Linked DNA regions of Mus musculus: all the other regions are linked to region 3. The links are chromatin loops, found by intact Hi-C in ENCODE. Cell type or tissue: heart. All regions are shown on one strand. Links, peaks and the distances in the headings refer to the core of each region. The heading gives the core; the rest is flanking DNA. Region 1 has its middle 5.6 kb from the start of Gm30069. Region 2 overlaps Gm30069 (a long non-coding RNA gene). Region 3 has its middle 60 kb from the start of Gm30069. Region 4 has its middle 29 kb from the start of 8430437L04Rik.

Region 1 (7,422 bases), core at 1,459-6,458, 65 kb before region 3:
CCTTCAGAGTCTTTCAACAGCTCACATCCGTATTATCCTCTCACTCCCAACCCCAAGCCAAAGTTACTGCTACCACTCCATTTTACAACAATTTGTTTCAAATTCTTTCCTTGCTCCGTCTGAAAAACATTTTTGCCTTGTTTCTTCCTCCAATAAGTCTTATCTACTGACATACACAGAGACCTAGAGCTATGCTGGATTAAATACATGCTTTTATTATTAAATAGTTCCCATTTTTTTGGAAAGTCAGTTGTATCAAACAAAGTATGTTCAATACTTAAGTTAAATGTGAACATTTTGAAATGGTTTATAATACTTCGTGGAATGCATTAAGATTTATAATCTTAATCAAGCCCCCCCCCACACACACCATTTTACACACACACACACACACACACACACACACACACACACACACCTTCCAAGGCCTTCTGAGTCTTTTCTGAGGTCTCTTCTATCTCTGCTAACACAGAAAGTTGCAGGCTTAAGTGGAAAGGCCAAAGTGTCAGCTCAGGGACAACCAGACCAGCCATGCTGTGCTTAGAGAGGAAAGTATGGAAATAGCAAGGATGCTGAAGAAGTCAAACGATCCAGGGGAAAGAGCTGGTTGGGTTTTCAAAATAATAATAATAATAATAATAATAATAAAGCTATTTTTAAAAGTAGTCTTCCAAATGTTTGAATAAATGAAAGGAAACATATCTTGAAGAAGTGGTTAGCCTCCGAAGATGCTGTCAAAGGCAATTTTCACTAGAGGTCAAGGATGATTTTTTTTTCAAAATTTATTCCCATGAATTTTAAAGATTTATTCACTTATTTATATATATGAATGCTTTGTCTTTATGCACACCAGAAGAGGGCATCAGATCACAGATGGTTGTGAGCCACCATGTGCTTGCTGGGAATTGAACTCAGGACCTCTGGAAGAGATGTCAAGTGCTCTTAACCACTGAGCCATCTCTCCAGCCCTCCCATGCATTTTTTTCCTCCCATGCATTTTAAACACACTTTAAATGCAACCCTGAATGGGGGTAAATCAGTGATCTTATTAAGAAAAACCATGGTTTTAAATTGCATATGCTTGGGATTCAACTCTTCAATATGGACCTTAATATCACTTCCCAGGTCCAGATCCTACAGTCCTGCAGGAGGCCACCACTCAAGGCTGTCATGAAAATGTGGTGCCAGATCAAAGAACAAAATGTTCATTGCACATGAAGCTTAGGTCATACACTTTAAAGTTGGGCAACCTTCAAGGTGGAGGAAGGCTTTCTGCTCTGAAGAACTATGGCATTGAGCAGCTGGCCTGATGTTAGAAGGTGGAGAGGAGGAAGTCTGCACAGAAGAAAGGCAGTTGAGGGCTGTTTGGAAAGATGAATCTTCAATGGGGTGAACAGGCTTGCTCATGGGTAAGAATTTATTATTCACCAAGTGCAGCACTTGCTCCTGGGACTTCAGTCTTCACATCTATGACCTGGATCTAAAATCCTCCAGACTTCACAGCACAGCACAGCACAGCACAGCACAGCACAGCACAGCACAGCACAGCTTGGGAGTGGGCGCTTCTTGGTGGTAGCTAGATTGTTTGGGCTAACCTCATCAATCTAGACCAATGAATTCAAAGCTTAGTGGGATGCTAGGTGGTGGTGGAGCGATGCATAGAGCAAACAGGGTCGCTAGGGCATGTCTTCTCCCCCTCCCTCTGTGTCTCCTCCCCTCCTCATCTCCCTCGCCATCTCAGATTCCCAGACACCTCAATGTCACCATGAGGTTATGACTCCATAAGATCTTAAAAGCAGTAGAACCACCCAAGTACACTCAGAAATACCAACAGCCAATTCTTCTAGCCAGTTACTCTTCTAGGCCTTGATGTCAACACATTAGCCCTTTCAGGGAATGTTGGGGGAAATGTCCCTAGCTCAACTGGCTCTTTTAATTAGCATTGCTTTCCAGATACAAATCAAGATCAATTGAATAGTCTGGAGATGGGTATCAGAGTGGAGAGAAAGCACGCTTTTGTTGCAATCCCTAAGCTGTCAGTGATATTTTTGTTTTTCTCCCACGTTAACCCTATGGTAAAATACTCAGTTTATAGCATTTCCTCATTTTACAGTTGACTTCTTATTCCTGCCTTTTCTGAGTTAAACAAATGAGTTGAAGCCTCTAATGACTAAGTATTGCTCATCTTTAAAAAAAAAAATCAATGAACAGATTCTCCTCCTCTCCTTTACTAGTAAAAGTAATTAGCCCCAAATTCTGTTATGAGAATTTATTCCTTAAGAATCTGCCCATTGGAGAAAAATTAGTTTTTATTCTCAATATCTTTCTCATCGCTTTTGTCAATAAAACCTTGTCAGTGTCTCTTTCCAGAACTGGCTTCCCCATGTCAGAGAGAATAGGCTTGTCCAGTGCCTCCTTATTAACTGTCCCTGCCATTTCCCTTAAAAAGTAGAATTTTCTTGTGGGGCTGGTACACAGGAACATCTTTTCTTTTTTTCTTTTTCTTTTTTTTTTTAGGTTGGCATTAAGCGTGGGATTTTTATTATTCCTTTTACCTGAGATTTTGTGTCTTTTGACCAACAACTATCCAGTCGCAGAGCCCCCTGTGAAAAGCACTACTCTAAAGTATTTCATTAAGCATTAAATGGCACGTGTAACTTTCTGTGATAATTCGTGACTAGTGTTACTTTTACCCAGATCTTGCCTGTCACTAGTGTCGCCATCTTTGTTGAACGTCCTGAGAGTCATTTCCTCACCCTGTGTATGAAGCTCTCTTCTTTCAATAAAGCCTCCAGGCAGTGTGGCTTCGCCCACTTCTTCCCTTTCAGAGTTTGTTAACTGCTCTTGACTCTCTGAAAGCTTTCTCCGCTGCCTTTGCTAGCCTGGCACTCAGATGTGGAGTAGAGGCTCTTCTGCAGCCTTCTCTTCCACTTCAATCAGAACAATGGCGTGCTTACTGGGGGTCTTCGGTGCCCTTGGCTGGGTGACAGCTAATTTCTTGCTTTTATCCGGCAGAGCGCCATAGGAACCCAGTGCTTTTTTCAGCTCCCTGGCTCTTGACCATTTTCGGGGGTCCTCACATGAGCACCTCACTTCAGAGGCCAACAAAAACGATGCCCAATCCCCAGCTCAGCCGAAAGCACGCTGCCACGTTCGTCAATCAGCAGGAATGTACATGATCAGGGCACGTCACTCATCAAAAACACTTCATCTATTTCAGATAAACTCAAGAGTCTAAATGGCCATGGAGACGTGCCCCATCAGCTACTGAAATGCTCCTCTTAGGAGACTTCAAAAAAAAATTAAAGGTGGATTTGTTTCTTATATTCCATTTCCTGCTGATGCTTTATCTCAGGTATACAGTGTCTGATCAATTAATACAGTGTCTTCTATAATGGCACAATTGAAAGATCAGAAGGGAAGAGGAACCTGTTTCCCTTTTTATTTTGCTCTGGTCATTTTAAGTTATACGAATGAGACATAGTCTCTTCCTGATAAAGAGAAGTCAACATGTAATCTTTTAAACGTTCATATCGATTCCAAATACTAAAATGGAAAAAGTAATGTCAAAGATTACAAAATTAAAGCACGCCTTTTGTCTTCACTTCCTCCATAAACATCACTAAAATGGACAGCTTAAAAAGTAGAGCCAAAGGAGGCATTAAGATGCTGAGTTAGAAAAGCCAAAATCAGAAGAGAAAGTGACAAGTTCCTACGGATTGCAGTGCTTGTAATAGACTCAGCAGAAGCGGGGGTGGGGGTGGGGTTGGGGTGGGTGGGAAGGTAGGGGTGTGGGGGGGGGCGGATGGTTCCGCTATGAGCTCTGAAGAATCCTTATCCAGGAAGTGCTCCAACCCCAGTCCTTGTGCCCACTCCCCACCGCCAGTCCTATGGGAGAGTCAAGGTTCAAGCTGGAAAAACTGAACAAAGGAAGCTTAGATCAGGAGTGAGGCTTGGGTTCCAGCAGAGAGACAGTGTTAGGGCTACAGAACTGTGGGGACACTTCCCCTTGGCCTCTTCCTGAGACTGGAATACCAGCAGCAGGTCTCTCCAGCAGGAGGCAGAGGATTTTCAAACAAAAGCTAAAAAGCCTCAGAGTAAAAAAAAAAAAAAGGTCTCGGGATCTGACATTGCAGAATTTCCCAAAAGGAAAGGTTCTGAAAGTTAGAGCGTCTCTTGGCGACACCACCACACAGCGAGCCCTGTTGTCGAGCCCCAGATTTTCCTTCACAGTTGTTAGTGCTTCCATCACTAATTGAAACCAACGCACAGGCAACCGCTGAGGAAAAATCGCCAGCATGTTAGAGACTGGAAAAGAAGCTGAGGTGACACCAAGGCGAGTAGCCAGGCAGGAGGGACCCTTAAGAAGAAAAATGAGGCCACTTCTGAGGGAGACAATGCATTCGTGAGACAAATGCCAGGCGCAGTGAGGGAGACTCCTCAAAGGACAAGACAACTTCAGAAAGTAACAGCGCAGCGCCTGTAATTAATAAAATTTGTAAATGACGTTCTGTATATAATCAGATTCTTCTGGTAACTTGAATTAAAAAATATCAGTGTGGAGACTAGCTGAGGAATTATTTTAAAAATAAAATTAGAAGATCAAACTCTCAGCTCTTACATGTGGTTAATACATTTCTCAGAAATAGAAGACAGAGAAGATGAAGAAGAAGAAAAAAACTATCAAAGACATGATGAAACTCTTCTAGAATTTAAAACTGTGAGTCCCCAATTTCTTGTTTCTCTTCTTGCAGCTTTAGGGGAAACATCACAATCAACAGACACAAAGTTCAACTCTAAGTTTCCCATCTGGACTGCTTCCTGCCTCAGTCACTAGCAGAAAAAAACTAGAAGCTAGCCCCACCCGCTCCAAGGCTCCCAGCATCCCTTGCCAGCATCCCTGCGGTGGCCATTTATCTCTTCTGGGTGTGCTGAGCCAGCTTCACAGAAACTACCTCTAAAAGACAGAGTTGAACACACTTCACATCTCACACTTAAAACCTCAGAGTGGCTTTCAGGGCATCTGAAGGAGACTCTTTAACACGCCTTAAAGGTCTGAACGGTCTGATCACTCCGGTGTCTCCAGCTTCATCCTGTATTGTGGTCCTCTCAGGTCTCTACCCAGGTGCATTATCTTCCTCTCAGTAGCCCCGGCTCCTCATCACCTAGGAAACCAGTGGTTTCCAACACAGAATTCTGGAATGCTAAGTCTCGCGCAGACCTGGGCAGAAACTCAATGTACATCAGCATGCGCGCCTGGCTAAAGCCCAAGTTCCTTAACTGTAGATTGCTGACAATTATGCTTACCAGAGAGTTTTTATCAGGAATAAATGACAATAAGGAACTCATCATGGTGCTCGAAACAAAAGAAGCAGCCAGAAATTTTAGCTATCCAGTACTATGCAAAACAGCGTTCCAGAATCCCTCTTTCCAATAGAAACTGATTGTCACTGTCATTTGTTTATTAACCTGAAGCCTCACGAGCTCTAGTTACATCTTTAATTTTTACAGTTCCTCAGGACAGTAACTTTTATAGCTTTATCACCGTTAGCACCAACAAAGGAGTTGATGCCAGAGATGAAAAAAGCTGGTTTAACTCAGTTTGCAAGAGCTGACTGTTAACTGTTCAGGATTTCAGCAGGTCAATTGTTAAATATGCCTTTGGTAAAAACAAAAATGGTATAAACCCACGGAGATGTCTCATAGCCTTCCAAGTGTTTGCTGTGTAAGCGTGAGGACCCGAGTTCAGATCAGAATGCGGGTAAAAGGCCAGGCATAGATGTACGGGTCTGTGATCTCAGCACTGGCAAGGCAAAGACAGGTGGTTCCCTCAAGCTCTCTGGCTAACCTGCCTAACCAAACCAGATCAGTGAGAAACCCTGACTTAAAAACTGAAGAGAAAGCTGGGCATGGTGGTGAATGCCTTTAATCCCAGCCCTCGGGAGGCAGACAGATTTCTGAGTTCGAGGCCAGCCTGGTCTACAAAGTGAGTTCCAGGACAGCCAGAGCTATACAGAGAAATCCTGTCTCGAAAAACCAAAAAAAAAAAAAAAAAAAAAAAAAAACCTGAAGAGAAGAGCAATTGAGGAAGACACCTGACCTCTGGCCTTAACACATGTGTACACACATATGCACGTGCTTTTGAGGCAGTGCCTTCACCGTCACAATGGCCAACATTGCCCTTAAACTACAAATCAAAATCAACACTTCTCAGGAGTTGCTTCTTGTCAGGCATTTGGTCACAGTCACCAAAAAAAAAAAAAAAAAAAAGGGCGGGGGGGGGGGAGGATTTAAGTCATAAAGATAGTAATTACTCAAAATGCTTCAGTTTCCAACTCCTTTCTATGACCCCTGTTCTTAGCAAGTTCTAATTGTTTATGACTATTATGCCTGATTTTGAAGTGCTCTGCATTATCTCTCTCTGGCCTCTTCCCACTTCCACATCCAGTGATATCATAGTGTGTTTAAAACTGGCCTTTCTGAGAATATTTATTCTGTGAAAATTAGCAGTGGCTTATCAATCCAGAAGTGGGTTGCTTATCTCTAGAAAGGTGGGTTGTAAACTCCAGCATGCTGGTTAGTAAAGCCCATTTTGTGGACATCAGACACAAATAAAGACTTCAAGAGACCTGACAGAAATCTCTTAGCAGAGTTGATACCTCTTGTGAAGTTCTTTATCTTTCCCTCTATTCTATTCATGAGTTCTCTAGGTGTCTCCTTGAAGCAGGAAAGCGACTTTAAACAATTCTTGTTAAATCTGTCGCTCAGTCATACCAGTCTATAGAAACAAATGAGGACATTTTGTGAGGAAGACAGGCTCCTGAGGCTAAGAGTGTGACAGTCAACAATCTGATGACAAAGCAGGACACAAAAGCCTAGAAAGAGACCAAGAGAATACAGCAGTTTGAGGATGCTAATCGAGATGACCCCTGAGAAGTGATGTAACACATTGTAGAAGAAGGATACTAACGACCCCAGAAGGGACCCAAAACTACCAAAAGAAAACCTTTCCCATTTTCTATACACTACGTAAGGAAGTAGACAAGGATGTGGCAGGCATTGAAGATATTGAAAATACTTCTCACTAAGCATTACCTAGAAAACTGGTTATCCACACGTAAAACTATAGCGTTGGACACACCACATATTTAAGAACTCTCAGAAGGCATCCAAGATTACAGAGAAATAAAGCTGTAAAATTTAAGAAAAAACAGGAGAGAGAGTTCATGACACTAGATTTGCCTTTTGTTCCTAAGGATGGGAGCAACACAGGCAACAACAACAAAGAAGGAAACTGGGCTTCGTCAAAACTAGAAACTTCCACGCATGTAAGGACATCATCAAAGGAATGGAAAAGGCAGCCAACCATTCAATAGGGAGGGATGTTTGCAAGACATATATCTGAGGAGTGTATAAATATTG
Region 2 (7,422 bases), core at 1,384-6,383, 52 kb before region 3:
TTATGCAGAAGACAATAAGGAAGTTGGGTGACATACCGGCAAGGTACAAATGAGGTAACCGGATGCTTAATGACTCTTACACAGAACAGAGGAATGAAAACGCAAAGACTGGCAGGAACTGGGCAATAAAATAACTGAGACAGAGTCAGCCCTATCTAAGGTCAGCTATAGTCTTAGAAGCCAGGTGTGAGGTCTTTACTCTCCTAGGGTAAGGGCTTTCACACCCAAGTCGTGGTTCTAACTAGGGAGTTCCGTTCTAGCTAACCATCTCATGAATAATGTAATACTCTAAAACCACAGCCCTATCTACTTCCTAAACCATTGTAAATTCCTGTATATAGGTGTAACTCAGCTATAATTCTAAGTATCTATTCTGGTTTCTCCTGCGGTCAGAAACTTCTTTCTTCCTTGGTGATGGTAGATTCCTGTGAAGGGCAGTGACCTAACTTTTACTCAAAGAGATAGTGTAATACCAGGAGCAGTACTGAATTCCAAGCCCAAGGTCTTGCTCAAGGACGATCTAGGACTGTTGAAACACTGAGGCTTTAGCTATGTCAGAATTCAATCTTAAAAGTCACTTATAATAGGATGATACTGAAAGAGAGCACTTGGATCCATACACTAGACTAACGCAGGAATGGAGAATTAAGAGAACGCCAGACTCCAGGAGGAGAGCTTCCTTGAAAATCTTTTTGCCTCTTGAGCAGCTTTTAGGCATCCCTGCCTGACAGGCTGACTCGACCGGAGTGCCATGGCACATCTTTCTACTGTGTTCCAAATTTCTAACTATGTAGTTGAGGTGTCTTTGACTCTGTCCTAGCAGAACTGGATTTGTCCTTAGTCACATGTCTCTGCTGGGTGGTCCAGAGGTGAGCATGGGACAAAGGTTGGTCTAAGCAGAAGAAAGCATCAATAGGTGAGGAACAACCGATGCTTTCTTTCCTCCAGGAGTCCACAGTCAGTAATTCCGATCATTGCTGGCCACCATTCTTAATAAAGAGGAAAGCCAGTCTGGAGAGCTGTCAGACGTACAACAGAGAGAAGGGACTAACTGCAGGCTGGTGATGATGCTGAGCTTCTGAGCCAGTCTCACAGGAAACTCTCTCAACTCTGGATTGTTCTAAAGGCTTTTTCCATAATTATGTGTGTCAGTTAGACCTTGGGTTTCAAAAACATCCAAATCATGTCAGTCACCAGTGCAGCATCAACCCATAGATCTTCACCTACCTTCCATGGAGATGTTGAGAACCCTTTCCCAACAATAGAAATAAAATGTCAGGTTGGCCTACTAGAGACCCTTCCAGGAATGTATCCACAAGAATTTAAGGTCAAAAGTTGAGCTCTGAATAAGTTGGCAATCTCCAAAATTATGTAGTGTTTAAAAACAATGACTCAATCAACAGACACAGAGAACTTTATCCTAGGAGCACCCAGGATCTCTAAGTGTTTTTGGACCTAAGGATGAGTTCTGTCAACTCCTGGCCACCCCAGCACCTTCTGGATCTGAGTGAGAACAGGTTCTTACACAGCCGCTCACACTCTCGCCTCTTAGAGGTGCTGGAAGAACCAGTTAAAGCACGCCCCCATCCAAAGCATCTTAGCTTTACCATTAACACTATTGTAAGACGACCCAGAGAGATGTCCAAAAAAATATCCTACTGAGTCAGTTTGTGAAGTTTTTTAAATAGACACTATGTATGTTGCTTTACTAAATTAATTTATTTACATTCTACCCCTAAAATGATTAGAGGTGACTTTAGGACAAACAAAATTAAGAAAGCAGATAAAACAGAAGTTAAGATGAGGATATAAAATATAGTACATATAAAATATAGTAAATATATAACACAGCCGGGCGTGGTGGCGCACGCCTTTAATCCCAGCACTCAGGAGGCAGAGGCAGGAGGATTTCTGAGCTCCAGCCTGGTCTACAAAGTGAGTTCTAGGACAGCCAGGGCTATACAGAGAAACCCTGTCTCAAAAAAAAAAAAAAAAAGGTAAATATATAACACAGTATATATAAATATGCTTTATATATAAAAAGGTATTTATATTTTATATACTTTATACTATATTATATATAAAGTATATACAATAGTTTCTGTTGTGAGCCACTGTCTTTCCTCTCTGACCTCTCATATTAGCCAAAGATGAAAATGGTCTCTAAAAGATTGAAAAAGTCCAACAGATTTGTTTAAAGAAGAAGAAGGAAACAAATAAAAATAGCCTTTCTCATGATTTTTTTTTTCCCTTAGAAAACTTTCTTTTGTTAAGAGAACCCTGCTAGAGAGCACTCCTAGTGACAGATTCTGGAATACATACTCCAGCCCAGCTGCAGTTCAAAGCAGTGTTTCCCAAAGCCCTGCACTAAATAAACACTTGGTCTCTGGGGTGAGACCACTGGGACAGAGCCTTGGGTGCTTAGGATTACTGTGGGGTCCTTGCAGGGGGTTGTGGTACTCTGACTCCCTCCTCTTTCTCTTGTGTCCTGACTATCACCCACGAACTTTGCTCCTTCAGGAAATCCCAACCATTGCCATTCAGTATCTCCCAAATGGATTCATTCACAAAGCAATGATTTAATCTAGTTTTAGACTGGAATCTTCAGACTGTGAGTTAAATAAACCTTTTCTTCTTCTAAGTTAATTATAGCAGTGAAGTGGAAACTTAAGGGTTCTCTGGAAAATCGGCTGGATGGTGTTTTGCTGGGGCGAACACGTGAAGGAATATTTTGTTAAAGTGGACACAGGTGTGAAAGGCTAAAGCAGACTTGGAAAAGGAATGTTTCACTCACACAGACACAGGAACTGCTAAAACAAGCACATGAAAGGACACGGGATGAAGGATTCTTTGCTAATGACACGCATGTATTGGTCCGCCTTACATTAAGTAGTTGACCTGCATTTGTTGGGACTCCATAGAGAGAAACACACCAAAAAAGTTCTGGTGGTGTGCTGCAGTTTCTTGCCACTACCATGAACTTGGACTGATTGGATGCACATGCTGAGGCAAGACCTGTGCTGAGGCAGGATCTGTACTGAGGTAAGACTCATGGAGGACACGTGATGTTTGGAGGGTATATACAGGACTCACTCTATGGAGTGATGGAGACAGAGCTCGGCTTGCTGGTACAGCTAACTGTGCACCACTTGTGGGTCTTGGATCTTCACTGATCTCTGCTTCCCTGAGAAACTCAGTTGAGAACTTCTCCTGGTGTTTCTGTTGCTCCCTCCTGCTGACTCGAGCCGAGGTTGAGGACTGGCTGTCTCTGCTAGGGCATGTCACCACTGTTGCTAACCAGACTTTACAGAACTGGACTGCTAGTGTATCCATTAGGTGTTTGCGAGTGGATCGAGCTGCTGCCTGCTAACCTGTGAACTGAACTGCTGATTGAAGTTGCTCCAAAGAACCTTTCTAAACAGGTCCACTTCCCCCATATCCTTTCTTTTCTACTACCTCTGGTGGGTTACAAGGAAGGTGAAAGTGTTTTAAGAACCATCATTAAAAATAGGATTTGAAAAAATTAGTCACATCACAGGCGTTTGGTTATAGTAACGGAAAGCTAACATAGTAGCTGATGGTTTCCTCAATCCAATAGAAGAAGCTCTAGGGAGGACTTGAAGTCCCTCTGGTCATGCACACAGCTTTTTAATTAACTGCTTTGGTTCCAGATACAAGGACAGTACGTAACTTTAGGGAAATTTACAGTTTACAAGACTAGTTTTGTTGTTGTTGTTGTTTTGGGTATAAATATACTTTGTTTTTGATTAAGGGCAAAGGTCTGACATGGTCTCATGATACTTAATCAAGTGAACACACGAAGACCAAAGCCTGCTGCACACCATCCAGCGTGTACTAGGAAGCGGTCTGAGATGCTTAGGGATGAGCTTGCCCTGAAACCTGCACACAGGTCAGTCAGGGCCTAAGCAGAGTCGGGAATTTTAGAAGTACCAGAAAAGTCCAGACCCTCGTGAATGCACCAGCTTTGGTTCTATCCAGGGAAGCACTTCACTAGGTATGCTCCCTGACCTCAGAGTTTAGAAAGACAATTCCTTATTCACAGAATAACTCTAGAGGCCAGGCCAGTGTTGTCCCCACTGACTTTTTTTTTTAATTATGTAACTACTGTAATGATTAAAAATATTTTTGTACAAGAGAAATTCATACATGAAATTTTCTTGTTCTAGTTAAAAGCCTGCCTGTCTTTAAAGCTCTACCTAGTGGCTCTCCCATCTTGAAGCTTTTCTGCATCTAAAATAACCTCTTCATCAGGAAGCCACACACACTCTGAGCCATTCCTTGTGCTTCTTCACACACACACACACACACACACACACACACACATACACACACACACCATGTCAAGGTGATATCTTCTTTGCCCACCCATCAGCCTTTCCCTTGGGAATCATTGCTATTTGGGTCCATGATGGCCTACTGGGACACTGAAGCTCTGGTAATCTAACTTCCTCCCAGCCAGCCATGAACCTCACATGAAGAATGTGTAGGGCCAGAAAGAGCTTTCTAATCTCATTCCTCAAGACAGACCTGTGAGAAGTCTTCCTGAATTCTTAAGGAGATAGATGCATTTTCTCTTCACCAGGAAGTCAAGCTGGACCAATATGGTCCACGGGGACCCTCATATCCACAGACTAATCATGAGGAAAGCATACCTCATGGATAAGAGAGATTGCACAGGTAGATTCAGTCATCAAACACTTGGACTAATCAGTCTGAGCAGCCAGTGGTTTCTCATTTTGCTCAAAGCCAGGTAGAGTGGGATTCTCGGGACCCTGTTATATTCTCATACGCCTGAAGGATGAGGCACGCTTTCATCAAACAGTGGCTAAGTACAGGAGGCAAGATCTGGGAGTGCATGATCCCCTATGAAACATAAAAGAAGGTGAGACAAGGTTAGCTCTCCAACCCATAGCACACTGACCAAGCAACAGAATGCAGCAGGATTTTATTAGTAGGGCCCTTGACAGTTTAAGTTGTTGTGTGAAACTAATTGCTTAAGCTTCTTGGAGTATCTATGCATTAAATTGTGAGTCAATAAAATGATCTGTTTATGAGCTGTTTGTGTTTAGACACCATCCCGGTAAACAAGTGTTGGAGAACAGATGGCTGGTACTGTGAGCTACGAGTTTCCTAAGCCCAAGAGATTCCATCTGCAACTGCTGCTCTCCTTGTGGCAGGACTGACTGGATCCAGGTAATCTATATTTATCAATAGAGTACTAACATTGTAAAAATAAGGCAATTAGACTCCCGTGACAGAGCTAAATATTATGTCACTATATGAAGCGAATGGCATTGTTAGTCATTTCTGCAGATATGATTTGCTTCACAAATGCCACGTTCTGAGGCATTGGGACTCAGCAGGCATTCTTTGTCAACAATCTGCCATTGCTAGCTAAATTAAGCAATCATCTGGCTACTATATTTAGAATGTGTGTGTGCAGGCATCAGAATGTATAGTGAGCTCTAAACGCCATGTTTACCTTCAGGGGACACCACAGTGGAAGAACAGAGAAGCCCCCGCTTTGAAGAGAAAATAGACTTTTTATTAGAAGTCACCAGAAAGAAGTTACCTCTGCCTCTGAGAAGACCAAGGTGACAGCAAGTTACTTATAAAAAAACCAAAAACCAAAAACCAATGCAGAGTGTCTTTGCAATTTTCTTAAAGAAGCCTGTTTGTTTTCAGTTCTCTCCCTACTTGTATCATAAGCAAACGTTTGGAAAGTGTCTCTGCTTTGATTCTCGCAGACCCTCTTATTCTGTGGAGGGCACCCTCTGCTCCCAGGCCAAGGGGTTTGTTTATTTTGTATTGTTTACTGTGCACTTACCACATCCTAGGTATAGCAGTCATTTTATAAGTATTACTTGATTAAATAAGAACATGTGCGAATATGTATGTATGCGTGTGTATGTTTCCTGTGCTTAGAGGACAGCTATGCATGCGTGTCCATTCTCTGTCATGGAAACTGAGGCTTGGAGATTATAGAAACTCGCTGAACATCTCAGAGCAAGCAAAAAGCAAAGCTTGCAACGCTGTACCGCCCCATGGCTATCCCTCCTTAAGTGTCTTATCTGTTGTACTTGTTTTCCTTACATTAATCTGTGCCCTGGAACTGTACCCTGGGCCCCTGGATCTACTTCTGTCTGCTGCTACCTATGGAAATGGGTTAAAAACCCAGCAAGTATTTCAGGAGATGTTCGGGGTCTTTGGAAATAAATAAATAAACCCAAGTCCAAAAAAGCTAACAGAAAAGATGATCAGAAAGGTAGATGCTACGAGCCCCACAGGCCCGTCCTGACTCACCCACAGTGCTCCTTAGGACTGTTTGCTTATTTTCCTGTCTAGGCTACAGCTCTCTGCTGGGGACAAAAGACTTTGGGACTTCGATGCTTCTGAGACCTGCTTGCAGGGAGGAGAGTGCATTCAGCCAGGGCTGGGCCTGGGGACCTGGATCATCAAGTCTTTTTAGGCTGTCATTAGCACGGTGCACCTGCTCTGTGGCCAGCGGGAGAACAGGCTTCATGACTCTTCCCTCAGAGAGATGAGACGCCCAGGAGCTCTGCAGGGGCAGAGGGAGTGAACTTGGTAGGCCTGGACTAACAGTTTCAAAGCAGCTGCTCCAAGAAAGTCCTAATAATGCATGGAATACCTGCTCCAGAGCCACAGAGAGCCACTAGAGCCGACAGTGTGTCCAGAGGACGAATAGCACCAATTTGAACTGCACTGATTCTGCACTTAATTCCCATGTGGTCGGGAACTTGCTCATGATAATTTTACCCCTTTCAATATGCTGATATTAACTTAATATTAGTGTATTTTGGTGATGTCTTTTTAAAAGGGTTGGATATGCATCTTGATATGGCTGGTGGCATCCCTGCAAGCTTCTCTACAGTCAGGTTGCTAAGTAGGGAGAGGATGGCCTGTGCTGCCGAGGACTGTCTGCTTGCTTTCCAGAGAAAGTTGTTCTCGTGACCAGCTGTCACCGTGAGTCCAGTTTCCTTCTTGGGTGTCCCTTTTCGCTTTGTGTGTCTCAGAGCTCTGATATTGAGAACACGCGCATTTAGGATTTCGTGTTTCTTGGTAAATTATACGCATTTAGGATTTCGTGTTTCTTGGTAAATTATTTCCTGAACCATTGCTGATATCCCCCCTTTATTTCTAGAAATAGGTTTTGTCCCAACATTTATATCAAAACAGAAACCCCAGAATTCTAATGAACAATTTAAAAATATTTTCTATTCTTTGACAATCTTACACATATGAACAATATAACTTAATAATAACCAACCCCATTCCCTTTTGCCTTTGTCTTCTTCCCCTCCCCCTCCCCTTTCTTTTGACTCCTCCTCTTCCTTCTTCTGTATGGAACCCAGTTGGTGCCACCTGAGTGTACCTGGGTAT
Region 3 (7,422 bases), core at 1,231-6,230:
CCTGATGAGAGACATTGAGCTCCCAAAACACCCTCTGCGCAGAAGCCCACTACAATTTTTGCAACATGTCAGAATTTCCCTCTAGTATTGGCAAGCAGGGAGACCTTCAAAGAAAACCTGGATCACCGACCCCTGCAGCCTCTCCATAGAACACACGCTCTGGGTTGTTCAGTCCCTTGGATTCAGCATGGCCAACTTTGGCTCTAAATTCCCTTTAAAACAAACAAACAAGCAAACAAACTTGCATTCATTTGCATGCTGGCCCATCTCTCTCACTTAAGTGCAAGTGGTCCGGGGCCACACCCCATTTATCTCTGAACTGCCCATCCTTTTCCATTTTGTAGCAATGTCTACCCCCGGTAACTATTATGGGTTGGATTGTGTTCCTCTAAAATACTGTACTGAAATCCCGAACTTTATATCTCAATCTTTGACTGTGTTTAAAGACAAGGCTTGTATAGAGTTTTGCATTTTAGAAGAAGTTACTAGGCAATTGTTACAAAGGACCCTAACCCAATATGTTCATAAGAAGGAGGTTGGGAGTTGGAGACAGCCTAGCAAATAGCAAGAAGATCGTGAGAAGGCAGAGGTGAGGGAGGTATTCCAATCCACTAAGAAACAGCCAAGAGTATCAGCAGTCGTAAGGTGCTAAGAGAGAGGCACAGACACACATTCCTCTCACGATCCCCAGAAGGAGCCAACTCTACCAATGGCTATTAGTGTCCATGTAACTCCAGAACAATGAGGCAATAAATGTCGAATGTACAAGCCACTGAGTTATGTCACCTTGCTACATACAACAGCCTTAGTAAACTGATAGAGTAGTTTAATTTGCCCAGTAAATTATTTAGTCAGAAAGGTCTAGAAGAGAAGAGCTTATGGTCTCCTTGAAGGCGAGACCTTGCCCGCTGTGTTACCCTGTATGAAACCTGATATACTGTGCAGTATTGGACCTAGCCTCCTTATTCGCTTTAACAATCCAGATTGGCTTTGCAAGGCACAACTGTAAGCCAGCTGTTTGCAAAGAAGGGGGTGGGTAAGCTGTAAAAACCTCAGAGGAAGGCTCTGGTTGGCTGTTACTGGTTTGAGGAATTTTGAGTGGCGAGTTACAGCCAATCTAAGAAGTATTCCCCTTAGTTCATGAGGGCTCTCCTAAAGGCCTGCATCCCATTTGTGCTCCTTTCTCCCTGACCTCAGTTTCCCTATGTATAAAACAGGCTGCTGCTAGCTTAGTCATCCCCAGAGAGACTTTGAGAGTCTCACATAACTTACGTATCTAATTACTTCAGTGCTAATGTTTTTCCATAAATACATCATGAGCAAAATTCTACATAATGCCGGATCTGCCAGCGCCGTCCCAGTGTGCAGTAGAAGCGTAAACACTTTTCTTTCTTTGAGGAAGTTCTTTATGAGCATTAAATGAGCAGATGATTTGTTGAAAAAGAACAGCAAATCAGAAACACACACACAGAGAGAGAGACTGCTCGAACGATGATTGTTCTTGAATGCTGCTCCAAATCTCTGTCTTCTCCCCACTCCTCATTCCTCTGACAAACAGCTAAGTCCCCAGCATGTCTGCAGGAGCGAGACCTTCATTTTCCTACCCGTTCCTTCCACTTACCCTTAGTGCCTCTGTCATTGCAGCCAGCTCAGGGAGCCCCCAATCTCCTTGGCTTGCTTTCTCCATTACTTCCACAGCTGGAAATTCTGCCCTGGCTGGCCCAAGCCCAGCAGCTCCCACCCTGGCTCCCTCCCTCTGGGCTTAGTGATTCATCCATCACCCAGGCTCTTCAAATCTCACCTTAAAAGCTTCCCACCCCCTAAGTTTTATCTTGCTGTCAGCTCTCAATGCAAAATGTTTTGGGACACTTTGTATTAAGTGTGTTATTGGCACTAATGGTACGCACGAATCAATTGTATTAAATCTTCATGACTTCAGGTAATTGGTCTGGGAAAATGACATTCTCAATTTCCCCGTAGGATTTTGAATTTGTCTCTGTGTTCTTTCTCTTCCCACCCCCCACCCCCAGCCCCTTGGTGCTGTTTTGAACAAACAACAAAAATTACATAAACTGTCGAATCTCCTTTGCCTCCATTTTCCCTCCTGCACCTTCTCATTGTGTGAATTGGCATCGTCTCCCAATGCAGTCCCGTTTACTTCTGGGCCCACGGTATAATTTAACTTTCCGCAACATAAAATAAGTCAGCAGCGATTTTTTTTTTGACTTGTTCTGACAATATCCAAAGTTGTCTCTCACTGTTTTTATTTAAAGGTACTAGACACAAACCTGGCTGTTCTCACCACCGGCCTCTGGGAGGGCTACAGCTGAGACAAGCCGCTGTCAGGAACAAGTGAATAAAACTAACAAGACCATTGAGCTGGCCAACAGATTAGTAAAAGGTCTGGAGGTGAGGTCCGACAGGGCAGACTAATGAAGCAGCCTGCAGAAAGCCTTTCTTTGTCAGACACTACTGATCTGGCAATAACAGCAGCACTTAGCCAAGAGCCTGATGAGCTGAAAAAAAATTATGTCATTATCATTCACTTTTTTTCATGTTAGAAACCTGGTTTTGACCTTTATATTTTCTCCCATTTTACCATGCTGTGGCCTGTATTAACTGTAAGATTACCTAGTGGCTAGCACATTCAAGAAAATCCTCCACAAAAGGGAATGCTCACTCTCGCCTGAGTATTATTGACAAATAAAGTTGATGCAATGGGGGGGGGGGGGAGAAGTCGAGGACTTTATTTGGAACAATTAGACAATGCTAATGTGGAACTGTAGGTTGGTTTGCGGCAAAGCATGGTGCAATTTGTCTGACTTAGTTAAGGAATATGATAATGCCCTAATTATCTGTCTAAGATGTGCCCTGGATATTACAGAGGAGACAAAGAATAAAAAATGGCAAACCATGAATTATCCGAAATAATCCGTGTTGTTAAAGGTTGGCTCCTAAGAAAGTCTGGTCACTGGCAGTTCCTATCTGCCATTCATCTATTGTTAATTTAATCTTTTGTGTGTACTCAAAAAAAAAATTTTTTTTTTTTTTTTTTTTGCCCAGGGCTAACATTTGTTGGGAGAATGTCTCTCCCCGGTCCCCTGCAGTTGTTGCAGGCATGTGTTTTTACAAACAGCCCCTCTTGGTTGCTTTGCCTTTTTTTCTTTTTTTTTTTTTTTTTTTTTGGTAACTGGACTTGCAGTGGGCCAAGAAAGCATCAACCCACTGCTAATTAAACCGATTAATCAGACTGGATATTGTTAGAGTATAAATGGATGTGTGCTTGTTTAGTGCCATGTGAAGTAAAAACCAAACAGATTTATCGGCTAAGAAGAAAAAGTCTGTCTTGGATGAAAGCCGGGAAACCTAATGAATTGAAATGTGTCCACCAGGGTAGATATATTTCTTCTTACTGCTAGTCGCTGGTGCCTCTCAAAGCAGTGGAAGTAAATTACTATCTTAACCTGATAAGCCTGTCACTTTTATCAAATCCGTTTGCCAGCTTCCAAATAGACCAGGAGGAAACAGCAGAGGGACAGCAGTGGGCTTCATTCTTTCAAGAGAGTAGAGTAGAGATGCCTTGCCCAAGCCTGGCTGTCTTTCATTAGCTAAAAGGAACTCCTAAGGTGAAAGACCCAAACCAAATAACTTGTAAGAACTTCTCCAGAGCCAGCACACCCTAAGCCCAGAGAGGGTGGGGTTCTCCCAACCGTCCCCATGGTTCCTGCCTTTCTGGCAGATTGAACCGGTCGTAATGGAAACCAGTCTCTGAGGACTCTGAAGGGAGGCCATCTCTCCTTGATAGTTTTGGACCTAGAACACTGTCTCCTTTGCCACCCAGGTTCTGGTTGGGTGAGAACCCATGCTGTTCTTAGTAAGCCACCTGCAAGTACCTCCACCCCACCCCTTGGAAATGCGTAGTCTCTGTCTTTACTAAAATACATGTGCTGTTTATTCTGAGAAATTTCATAGCAAATGGAAGTGTCAAAAAGACCGTGTAGCACACGCTGCTACACTTTCTTGGCGACAGGACCCAGCCATCTCAGTGTCACAGAGCATTGCCATCTCGGCTGCTCTGGGGAATTGAGCAATTAAGGCTGATTTCCTGTGAGGATGTCTTTCTTAACTTGTTTATTCCTTGTACTTAAAAATATTTTGATACGTTACCCTTCTGAAGACATGGTTTGCTTTAAAATGTCTCTGTGCCCTCTTTTGCCTCTGTCCACTTTTCTCTCCTTCTTCTTGGCCTTCTCTTCACAAACATTCTGTCCTTTGTGTCTCGTGGTTTTCTGGGCATTGAACCAGGGCCTTATCCAGGCTAACCGTTCTCCCACTGAGGCCAAGCCTTGCCTCATCCTTTTCAGTATCCCCGCCTTCTGTTCTCTCTCTTCTTTCTTATTTCATCATGATTTTCCTTCTGAGCCTTTTTTATTCCACTGTTTGTTTGTCTGTCTTTGGTTTTGTTTTGTTTTACTGTGTCTTGGGGTTTTTGCCTGCATGTATGTCTGTGTGAGCATGTTGGATGCCTGGAACTGGAGTTAGAGACAGTTGTGAGCTGCCATTATGGTTGCTGGGAATTAGGACTGGTTCCTCTGGAAGAATAGCCAGTGCTCTTAACCGAGAAGCCATCTCTCCAGCCCACCACTGTAGATATTTATGGATGAAGAGTAAATCTAATTACTACCAGGTTGTTGTTGTTTTAAGATAACCCTTCTCAAGTAGACTGTTAAATTTGTCAAATTTATAAGATACAAAAATGATCGAGCTGACTTACAATGACAGTGTTCCTGATGTAATTACATAAGACTTGAGGGCACAATGGGAGAAAGCTGTTTGTTCCATGTGACCATATCCAAAGGGAAATTAAATTCCTCACAATGTACAAAGAAGACCATATGACCATTAAAGTTATGTGGCCACAAGCAAAGAGATCTTAGACTCTTCAGACTCTTGCTTAAACTAAACCCATTGGCTTCATCATCCAATTTTCTATGTAAAGGAATGATAAATATATGAAGTAAAAGTGAGGGGGTGCCTTCATCAAAATTCCGAGGGGGACCTTCACAGGACAAGACCCTTTACAGTATAAAACTGATAAAGTAAATAATGGGTTTAAGTTATATAACAATTCCCAACACTTGGAAGAGAAAAGAAGTTAGGAGTAATTCTTACACATCATTGGGCAGCTTTTTTCCAAACTCAGTTTCTTCTAGATTGTTCTTCCTTACATATTCTATTATTTCTTTTTTTTTTTTAAGATGTATAAATTTACTGTATATGAGTACACTGTTGCTGTCTTCAGGCACACCAGAAGAGGGCATCAGATCCCATTACAGATGCCTGTGAACCACCATGTGGTTGCTGGGAATTGAACTCAGGACCTCTGAAAGAACAGCCAGTGCTCTTAGCTGCTGAGCCATCTCTCCAGCCCCCATTATTTCTTAAGAGTCACTCAAGGGTCCTGGATGTGGTGGTGTGCACCTTTAATCCTAGCACTTGAGAGGCAAAAAGGCAGGCAGGTCTCTGAGTTTGAGGCTAGCCTGGTCTACAGAGTGAGTTCCAGGACAGCCTGGGCTACCAAAAATTCTTCAAGAAACCCCAGTGACATTTCATGTCCTTAGTCTTCCTCAGGAGCCTCATGTAGCTCAGAGACAGAGAGAGATCTGGACCAACTGAAGGGACTCCTTTCCTGCAGCTGCCTGAGAGGCATCCCTTCCAGGAGTGCTCATGTTTGTTTACAGATGGCACACAGCGCACTGTACCTTCAAAGGCATCTCGGGCTAGAACACCCAAGTTGGATTTTGGAAGGCAGGAAAGGAACGGCTTTTTCTTAAATCTATGGAAAGTGGAATAAGCCTTACAAACAACAACAAAACAAACAAACAAAAACGAGAGCAATAAGCCATCCTAGTTTGGGCCAGATTCCCCTCTTCATTTGGATATTGGCTGGAAGTGTTTGCTCCCAGCTGGGTATGGTTAAGTGAAGATTTACCTGAAACCATTGGCTAATCTCACCTTTACAATCCTATTAGGGAATTTCTGAATATACTGCCTCTGGACACCCTGTCACTGAATGCTATCATATATGTTAAAATCCAGAAAAGTACAGCACTGTATATTTCCCAGTTTTATAATTCATCCAGACAAATTGAAATAGCTAATGTTCCCTTACAGAGAACAAGTTCTTCCTGTCTCCTAAGTAGGATGAAGGGCTAATAAAAATTTAGAAAGCATGGCATTCAGGTCGTTTTGTTTGCTCATTTTTAATAATTTAATAATTTTTAATAATTTGTGTGCATTGGTGTTTTACCTGCACGCACATCTGTGTGAGAGTGTCAGATCCCTTAGAACTGGAGCTACAGACAGTGTGAGAGTGTCAGATCCCTTATGACTGGAGCTACAGACAGTGTGAGAGTGTCAGGTCCCTTATGACTGGAGCTACAGACAGTTGTAAGCTGCCATGTGGGTGCTGGGGATTGAACCCAGGTCTTCTGGAAGAACAAGCTGTGCTTAACTGCTGAGCCATCTCTCAATACCGTCAGATTATATTTATAACTGTTTTCAAAGATAATGTTCTGCCAGTTCAGTACAGTACTCAGGTAAGACACCTCCCCCCCCCACCCCCGCCAGTGAACTTATTGTGCTAATAGGTCTGCTGTGGCCCCTAAATTTTCATCTATTTTGATGCATAAGTTCACTAGAAACTACAACTTGTTCATCAGAACATCCTCTCTGAGGTTTCAGTTATGTGTACCCAAAACCATCTAGAACTCAAGAGGTCAAATGATGTCAAGTTTGCCATGTAAGATGGATTGAGAGAAGGGAAGGCAATGCAAAACTTCTAGGACTCTGCTCGCATTTCAATTCTATAGCTGCCTGTTACTAGCATATCCTGTGACATTAGCTGTCTGGAGGGGAAAAGCTGTTTTTACAGCTCACTGCAGTTCTAAGAGACATGGGGCATCTACTAAAGACAGTTCTTAGTATTTAAAATATTTAGAATATTTCCCGGGTTATCAACAGGGGATGCAATAACTCGAGGGGAAATTGCCTCCAGACAACAATGGGGCACACAAAATTTTACAAACTGTCTTCCCATCCAGACACACAACTCTCATACTTAGAATTAGTGACAGAGTGGGAAGAAAAATCGCATACACAAGGAAGTGTAGTATTTTTAAAACACCGCAAGCTTTCAATTAAAGCTGATTTAAAACGTACCACCAAATGGATTTAATCACAGGGAAGAGATTGCCAGCTAGGAACTGGGGCCATGAACTGCACAAGATAGAAAGTGAAGGGGTAGTCATGTGACTTTTTAATAGTCACCCAGACAGCTCTTTGTCAGTGACAACATCCTGTGTGTGTGGTGAGTCCCAGTTCATGCCTTTGGCAGTCTGGAACATTTGCCATATATCTCTT
Region 4 (7,422 bases), core at 860-5,859, 120 kb before region 3:
CATTCAGATGCGCTCCACTCTTCCACAAGCCTAGTCCCATACACTCTCACAAGAACAGACTGGCTGGTTTTGAATCTAGTCAAACACCCACTCCTCTTTTCCAAGAAAAATCTAAAAAAAAAAAAAAATAGAGGCACCTGCGTGCTGATTTTCTAGTGCCTCTGAGAATATTTCTGTAGTAGCAAAATACATTGATGTTTTTAAAAATGAGAAAATCCTTCAGAGTTGGCAGGGTCTCGGTTCCTGAGGCAAGGATGTAGGGCAGGGAGGAGGCTGGCTCTCAGCCTAGCCCTGTCTGGTACCTCACAAGGAATCCGTTCCTCCCGTCAGTGCCGTGGTGATGGTTGGGTTAATGGCTCTCTACTCAGGAACTGGATTTTAATTCAGTTGTGTCTTGCTCTGGGTGTTTTCCTTTCCTTCTTGCCATCATCAGAAGGATATTTTAAAACCACAGGCAGAACCTGGGGAGAGGAGACCCAATTTGACACCTTTGAACCTCGCTGGGGCCACTTCATAGGCTGAGATTTGGAGGGATTTCTGGGTGGGGACTGGCCATCCAGGAGAGTCTTTCAGAACTTTTTATGGAGGGACACAGATTCAGTTTCCCGAAATGGCGTTTTTTTTGTGTGTGTGAGACCTATCAATAGAACTATCAAACTGTGAATATACAATTGAACTTTATTATCCCCTTTGATTTTGTAACTACATAGGTATGACAGACAGAGGCCGAGTTTGAAAGAAACTTACAATTGCCTACACGTCCTCTGTGTGAATTCCTCGGCTGGAAGTTTCTCTGTACATTGGCATCTTCAGGTAGGGGCTGTGCAGGTGCCTCCCACCGACTCTTGAGCTCCGTTTTAATTAAGGAACATAACATCTCTTGGCTTTCTGTAACCGAGAGGCAGTGGCCTGTGTTCTCAATTGCAGCTCTGGATGTATTGTGTGCCTCCATATTTACTGCCTGCACAACTTTCATTTCAAAGATTTTTACTCTGTGAGCCAAAGGGTCTTTTTTTTTCTCTTCTTCTTCTTTTTTGTGTCCTTTTCTTTTTCTCCTTGCTTATTTCTGAAATGGTCCTGCACCTGAAATTCAAGAGGCAAGCTGTGCTCTTTCTGCCTCTGACATCATAAGAAAAGTAAAAGATGGGAGCTGACCTTCAAATGCTCGGCCTTAAATAAAAGCCCTGCTCACTGAGTGGTCCTGAGAGGGAAAGCTGAGGGCTCATCTCACCTGAAGAATCCCGAGGTCGAACCCAAGGCTGCCACTCTTCCTCCATCCAGCTCCTTCCATGTTCCTGCTTGGCTTAGGCGTTTAAAGCTTTTCTCCCAGAGCCAAAATCTTGGTGAAAGGGATTATCAGAGGTTGTCTGCGAACAAAGTTGCTCCGAGGAATGCTTTCAGTGTTAGTGGCTTGCATGGAATTTTCTGGAAGCTATTCAGAAATGATCATCCCTAACTAAGGATCGCACAAACCAAGGCTGAGGTGGGTAGGTAAGAACTGGAATCAGGCCTCTCACCTATTTTCACACCCAATACAATAAGTGGGCTGTGCCAGAGAGTCAACAGGAAACCCTTCTGGCTCTCAGATTCTATGGTAACAGTCAATGCTGAAGAGCCAATGGAGACAAAGAGGGAATACAAACCCACTGCTGGAGATGCCCTTCCCTTCAAACTACGAAAGAATGAGCCTCCAGAAAGTGCAGTGAACTCCTACTGGAATGACCAACAGGGAACTTATATTTGACTAAGAATCTAGATTTATCTCTATTTTAAATATTTTAATGTGCCCCCCCCAGAAAGTTACAAGACAGTACATACACTATGGCAGATATATACAAGTGTGGCCACACTGATTATTATTCTATACATCTTATTCAGGCCTATGCATGGATGTAAATATAAGGCAGACTCTATGGAAGTATACACAGCAAGTTGATAGCATAGGAAGTGTGGCTACATTAGGTGACAAGGATTAAAGATAATTTTATGATTGTCTACATTGTCTCAAGGTTCTCCAGGAAGGAAGTCATGCTTTTCTTATCTAATGAAATCATACAGTTTGCACAGATGATATTTAGGATATGGCCTGTGTTATAAACACATTTGCACATGTACAAATTCCTATGCCTAAAATAAGAACTGTCAATAAGTATCAGTATAATTGGAGATATTTAAATGTATGGAAACCAAAAACTCAAACAATCAGGTACCCAGCCAGCCAGCTTGGTTCAACGCCTTTGGAGCCCTGCTTAGGATTCTGTTCCCTTTAATCCACCCTTCTCAAATCCTTCCTCAATATCTGTCTTCTCTAACCTCCTCTCTCTCCCCAGGCTCTTTAGGGGGAAGCTTGATGGAAGCTGGAATGATCCCCCTACTCCCAGCCATTGTCACAGAGGATAAACCCCTCCCCTGAGTGCTAACCCTCCCCTCCTGCTGGGTACTCACCATCTCCAGGGGCACTTAGTCTGCTCTTTGGCGTGGAGCATCCCTGGAGAATCTGCTAGTGTCCTGAGTCCTGAGACTGAATCCCAGCCGTCCTTAGAGTCCTTAGACAGGGACACCGTGTCTCCAAAACTGTAGCAGACACAGCTGGGACACAGGACTTGGGGATGTACAATGGTTTCCACATTATCTCTGAGGGAAAAGGAAACACATTTCTCTCTCATGTGGCTCAGCCACTAAAAATGGCTTAGACTACCATACGCTCATAGATCTTAAAAGGAAAGCTATCTGGAACAACTCATGAGATGCCTAAGAAAGTAGATGGCCTTTTCGTCAGCAATGCCACTCACAGTCTTCCTGATGAAAATAGTCAAAAAGGAAGGTAGGGATGTGTGCAGAGAGATTCATTGTACCATTGCTTACGGCTAAGTCCAAAAATGGTTAAATGAAGGCAGGGTCAGTCCAGGTAGTGATACTATGTAGCCATCAACAAAGAATGAAAAGGAGGAGGAGAGGTATGGGAAGAGAAGGCTGCCGTGAACTGTGGAATTGTGCTTATGACTAGATTTTAAAGAAATTACCAGCAATCAGAATTATCTCGTGCACACGATCTTTCTATAAAAAGGGGAAAAAAAAAGAAGACTCCGGGGAGGTACAGGGCGAGGAAGCATGATAAGGGGAGCCTAGAAGAGAGAGAGCCAGAGAAACACAGGGTTAACTGGCAGAAACTGTCTCCAGCCATGGTGTGCTTCTATCCCTGCAGCCGCAACAACTGGGGGAGGAGAATGGGGGCGGGGGCGGTGAGCAGACAATTTGGCTGACTAAGTGGGAGGCAGAATATCACACAGCTGCCTTCCCCACAGCTGGATTGGCTTTGCAGTGTTGACAGTTTGGAAAAAAAAGGAGAGAGAGAGAGAGAAAGAGAGAGAGAGAGAGAGAGAGAGAGAGAGAGAGAGAGAATAAAGTCTTGTCTATGGCTGTGAGGCAGGCAGCTGGGATGTGACCCTAGCAGGGAGCCCTGGTTTGATCAGTAGAAGTTACTGATTTATCTTGAATTGTAGAGCTATAATTTTTTAGCTCTGATGAAGTTTCCATTATATTATGTTGGCTTTTTTTTTCTTCTCCCCGGGGCTTCTAAGCATTAAAAAAATATATATTTTATTCCATGCTTTGAAAACTCTCCATAAACAAAATCACTGTGATACACACTTTCCTTCCTCCTGATCTATTACTGACTTTCTACCACACCCAAACAGTAAGTCAACTGTTGAAAATCTAAACTGAGAAGAGGAGGAGGAGGAGGAGGAGGAGGAGGAGGAGGAGGAGGAGGAGGAGGAGGAGGAGGAGGAGGAGGAGGAGGAGGAGGGAGAGAGGGAGGGAGGGAGGGAGAGAGACAGGCAGAGAGAGAGAGTGAGTCAGAGTCTAAGCTGACACACACAGGAAAAATGAACCCGGAGATTAGCTAATTACTCAATGAACTTCAGCTGGGTAGACAATCTGCCAAACTCATACCACTGGGGGGGGGGGGGGGGAGGGAATTATTTGTAGTTGTCTCCCCTGTCTCCCCTTCCCTCCCCTCTCCCTTCTCAGTCATGGTCCCAAATATATGAATGACAGCTCCAATTCTTTTACTGTGGCTTGGGTCAGCTTGCTACTGCTACTTAGGTCAGAGGTCAAGTAGTTACGAGAATGATATTAACACATCACTTCTGAGCGTTCTCTGTTGGCTGGAAGCATCTATTTTCGAACTCCTGCAGGTGGCCGCCTCTCACAAAGCATGTCAGATGTTGCAGGATGCAAAAAGGTTCAAGGGCCCGTAGATTTCAGACGCTTCTGTGGGGCCTTTTCACAAGTCCCTGCTACCGTTCAACATAATTTTCATGGCTCTTAGGGACTTAAATGCAAGTGAGCAATTTTAAAGAAATCAAAATATGACAAAAGGAATAAAGGCCCACTTTTCTGAAGCAGTCCTCGCTTGTCTCTCCTCCACCCACCAGTCGCCCTAGCTGGTAGATTCAGCCAATATTTGAGAAGGGCTTAAAACTTTTAAAAAGGGTTTAACCAGACCAAATTAATAGAGAACCCAAGGCACACATTAGATTACCATAAATTAAAAGACTGAAAAAAAAAGTAAGAACATGACATTGAAATATACTGTATGGCTGGCGGGCCAGAGTCATTTGATTGGCTTAGTACCAACTTGATCGTAATTACAATCATTGTAAAGTGGGGCCTTCAGGGAACTGGGTAGTTAGCCTTTGGTGCAAGGCCGAGGAAGACTTTAGAGTTTGAAATGAATGGTGGATTTTAGTAAACAATGCCATACATACACTTCTCCCATCTTACTTTCACTCTGGTGTTTGCTTGTCCTAGATCTTCACCACAACTTTAAGAAATTTCTTTTTTTCTTTGATGTTTCTGATTTTCTACTTCATTTTTTTTCCTCCCTGTATAAAATAACAACACTGCTGCTGCTGCTGCTATTTATTAAGTAATGGCTACATTCAAGGTTTGGGTACACATATCAATTCATTTCAAACTCACAAGCTCCCTGTGAGGTCAGACTGGCTCTTTTCTCCTCTCTTCAGATGAGGACACTGTCCAAGGTCTATGGTTAATAACTAGCAGTGCCCAGTTTAGAACCTAAAGTTTGAACACTTGACACCACCCCCTTAACACAGAGCAATGTATTCTGTGCTTGTATTTTCCCCTTGGAGAGAGAGCAATCTGTTTTCACAGTCCTCCAAATAGAAAACCATTTACATAGGACGGAAACTGTTATGCCAATACTTATCCAACTCAATAGTGTCTTTTTAAAAAAGATTTATTTATTTTTTCATTTATGAGTTCACTGAAGCTGTCTTCAGACACACAAGAAGAGGGCATTGGATCCCATTACAGATGGTTGTGAGCCACAGTGTGGTTACTGGGAATTGAACCAGGGCCTCTGGGAGAACATTCAGTGCTCTTAACCACTGAGCCATCTCTCCAGCCCCTCACTAGTGTTTTTAATTCATAATATTTGACACAATTGACACACAATGCCACTTAGGTGCTTGATTGTGACTTTGAGTGTACAGCATTTCTGTGTGCCTGGTCATTGATGTGTTAGCTTTTTTAGAGTTACTTAAATTGGTTCGTAGTCAGCCCTTCACAGCAGAGGGGGATGTACAGGAAATTAAACCCAAGTACAGCACACTCTTCAAGAGAGCTTCGTGGAGAAAATGGAAGATTTCCCTGCTAGCAAAGCTCACCCCTTGTTCCAAGAACAAGGAGACAAGGAGACAGAAACACTGCCCATGTCGTCCCCATGAGTGTTTCCACCACATTCCATGATGTTTGAAGAAGTGGCTGTCAGTAGAGAGAGCATTGATTCCCCTGGTGTCATCGGGCAGCCATGAAGGGATTCTGACAAGGCTCAGATGAGGTCTCTGACAATGCTCTTTCACACATGCAACTCATCCCTCCTCCTCCTCCTCCTCCTCCTCCTCTTCCTCCTCTTCCTCCTCCTCCTCTTCCTTCTCTTCCTCCTCTTCCTATAAAAGTGATATTTTAAAAATTACCCAGTTATGAAAATCTCCCAGATCCTGGACCCCTTTATCCTCACCATAGCATATCGGGGCAAACCAGATTAAAAAGCTCATTATTTGGTCTCTTACAGAGACCACCAGAACACCCCTACTGCTCTAATATCTGACCACATTGCAATAACCACCTCATTCCCTGTGGGAATTAGTTAATGATTTCCTGTTCCTCTGTTGGATAAGGAATATCACTATAAATTTAAATAATATTTACATAAAACTTTGCTCTTCTTTTAGTAGGTGACGTTTACAAGGCCAGGTTTGCTACTGCTGAGGCACAGAGAACTCCCTGAAGCATAGACAAAATCCTACCAAATGAACTTGGACCGAGACTGGCGTTTCCCTGAGACAGGGCCCGGTCAAGGCTTTCAGCATGCGTGTGTCAATGCTGCTGCTGCTGCCTGAGAGAAGGAAGGCTTGACAGAAGCAGCTCTCCTCCATGTGTCACCCGTGTTCAAATCCTTTCTATTGGGCAGGAAGGTCTGCCTTCCCTCTTGCCTAGGGACCATGTCTATCACCTGACTCCAGCTCAGAGCACCCTCCCTGGTGTGCTTGATGGTCCCCCAATGCCAGTATTAACATGTCCTTCAATTCAAGAAGATACCCTTGAGGTCAAGGTTAGCTTTCTGATTTGCAGGTCTCTGTGCAAAATGAAAACATCCTTAAACACACTAAAACATGATTTTTTTCCCCTTTCGCCAATGGTCTTTCTTATCTCATTATGGGAGTTTTTAGTCAATGTCATTCTAGAGAAAGAAAAAAATTAAATTTCAAATTGTTGACATAAATCTTACCATTCATCTTTACACTGTGCGATGTCACTTTTTAATGCAAAAATCAGAATATTTACCATGGATACGGAATTGTTGAAATGACACAATTTGTATTTTGCAGCTATGACATGCATATGTAATTTGTTCTTACCTCATACTGTATACAGCACACAAAACCACCGCGAGTCTTTCTTTTGTTTCTTGCTTGGTAATCGTGCATTCTACCAACTTTCTATCTTCAGCTTGTTAACAAGTGAGGACAGATAGAAAGGATAAGGAACTATGGTTGTCCTGTCTTCCTCTTTCCTTTGATGTCATCTTTTTCAGCAGACATGGTTGGATAACGTACATGACTTGGCTAAGAAAGAAAATGGTGCTGTCCCTCGGTCATTTATATTGGGAAAGAGTCCCTTCTCCCTCTGCTGCACCTCTCCTTTCCTGTGTTGGAAGCAAAGTCTGGCTCAGATAGAAGGTATGACCTCTTGGAAACATTAACACCTTCTCCAGAGATGTCACAGGTAAAAAGCTCTTTCCTAGGATTTTCTTACCAGTCTTGGTGAATGCCTGCACTTCAAGGGTCCATGGGGATGTGGTGTTCGTGATCATGGCAATGGTAACTTAGA

What was found. Peaks named below come from ENCODE experiments on the same cell type or tissue, not always from the same donor. Only the 100,000 strongest peaks of a DNase experiment are listed, where the experiment ranks them.
Region 1: a loop joins it to region 3, with 2.0 times the contacts of the local background. A loop is called at or near these places in 3 of 42 quality-filtered maps.
Region 2: a loop joins it to region 3, with 1.9 times the contacts of the local background. A loop is called at or near these places in 3 of 42 quality-filtered maps.
Region 4: a loop joins it to region 3, with 2.3 times the contacts of the local background. A loop is called at or near these places in 2 of 42 quality-filtered maps.

Annotation. Positions count from the first base shown.
Region 1 is chr2:72,617,092-72,624,513 of GRCm38, reverse strand. No RefSeq gene overlaps it. Among named protein-coding and RNA genes, the nearest start is that of Gm30069, 5.6 kb to the right of the region's middle. In heart, for the core only: a CTCF peak has its summit at 4,057 (motif pointing right); a DNase peak (open chromatin) is centred at 4,883; H3K4me3 peaks cover 1,443 bases; H3K27ac peaks cover 769 bases.
Region 2 is chr2:72,603,722-72,611,143 of GRCm38, reverse strand. Gm30069 (a long non-coding RNA gene) reads left to right here. Exons shown (of 4, transcript XR_374634.2): 2 at 5,091-5,214; 3 at 5,510-5,615; 4 at 6,367-7,219. Among named protein-coding and RNA genes, the nearest start is that of Gm30069, 7.8 kb to the left of the region's middle. In heart, for the core only: no CTCF peak of the experiment used is centred there; no DNase peak of the experiment used is centred there; H3K27ac peaks cover 340 bases.
Region 3 is chr2:72,551,628-72,559,049 of GRCm38, reverse strand. No RefSeq gene overlaps it. Among named protein-coding and RNA genes, the nearest start is that of Gm30069, 60 kb to the left of the region's middle. In heart, for the core only: no CTCF peak of the experiment used is centred there; DNase peaks (open chromatin) are centred at 1,689, 3,719 and 4,289; H3K27ac peaks cover 244 bases.
Region 4 is chr2:72,670,307-72,677,728 of GRCm38, reverse strand. No RefSeq gene overlaps it. Among named protein-coding and RNA genes, the nearest start is that of 8430437L04Rik, 29 kb to the left of the region's middle. In heart, for the core only: no CTCF peak of the experiment used is centred there; DNase peaks (open chromatin) are centred at 2,488 and 3,238.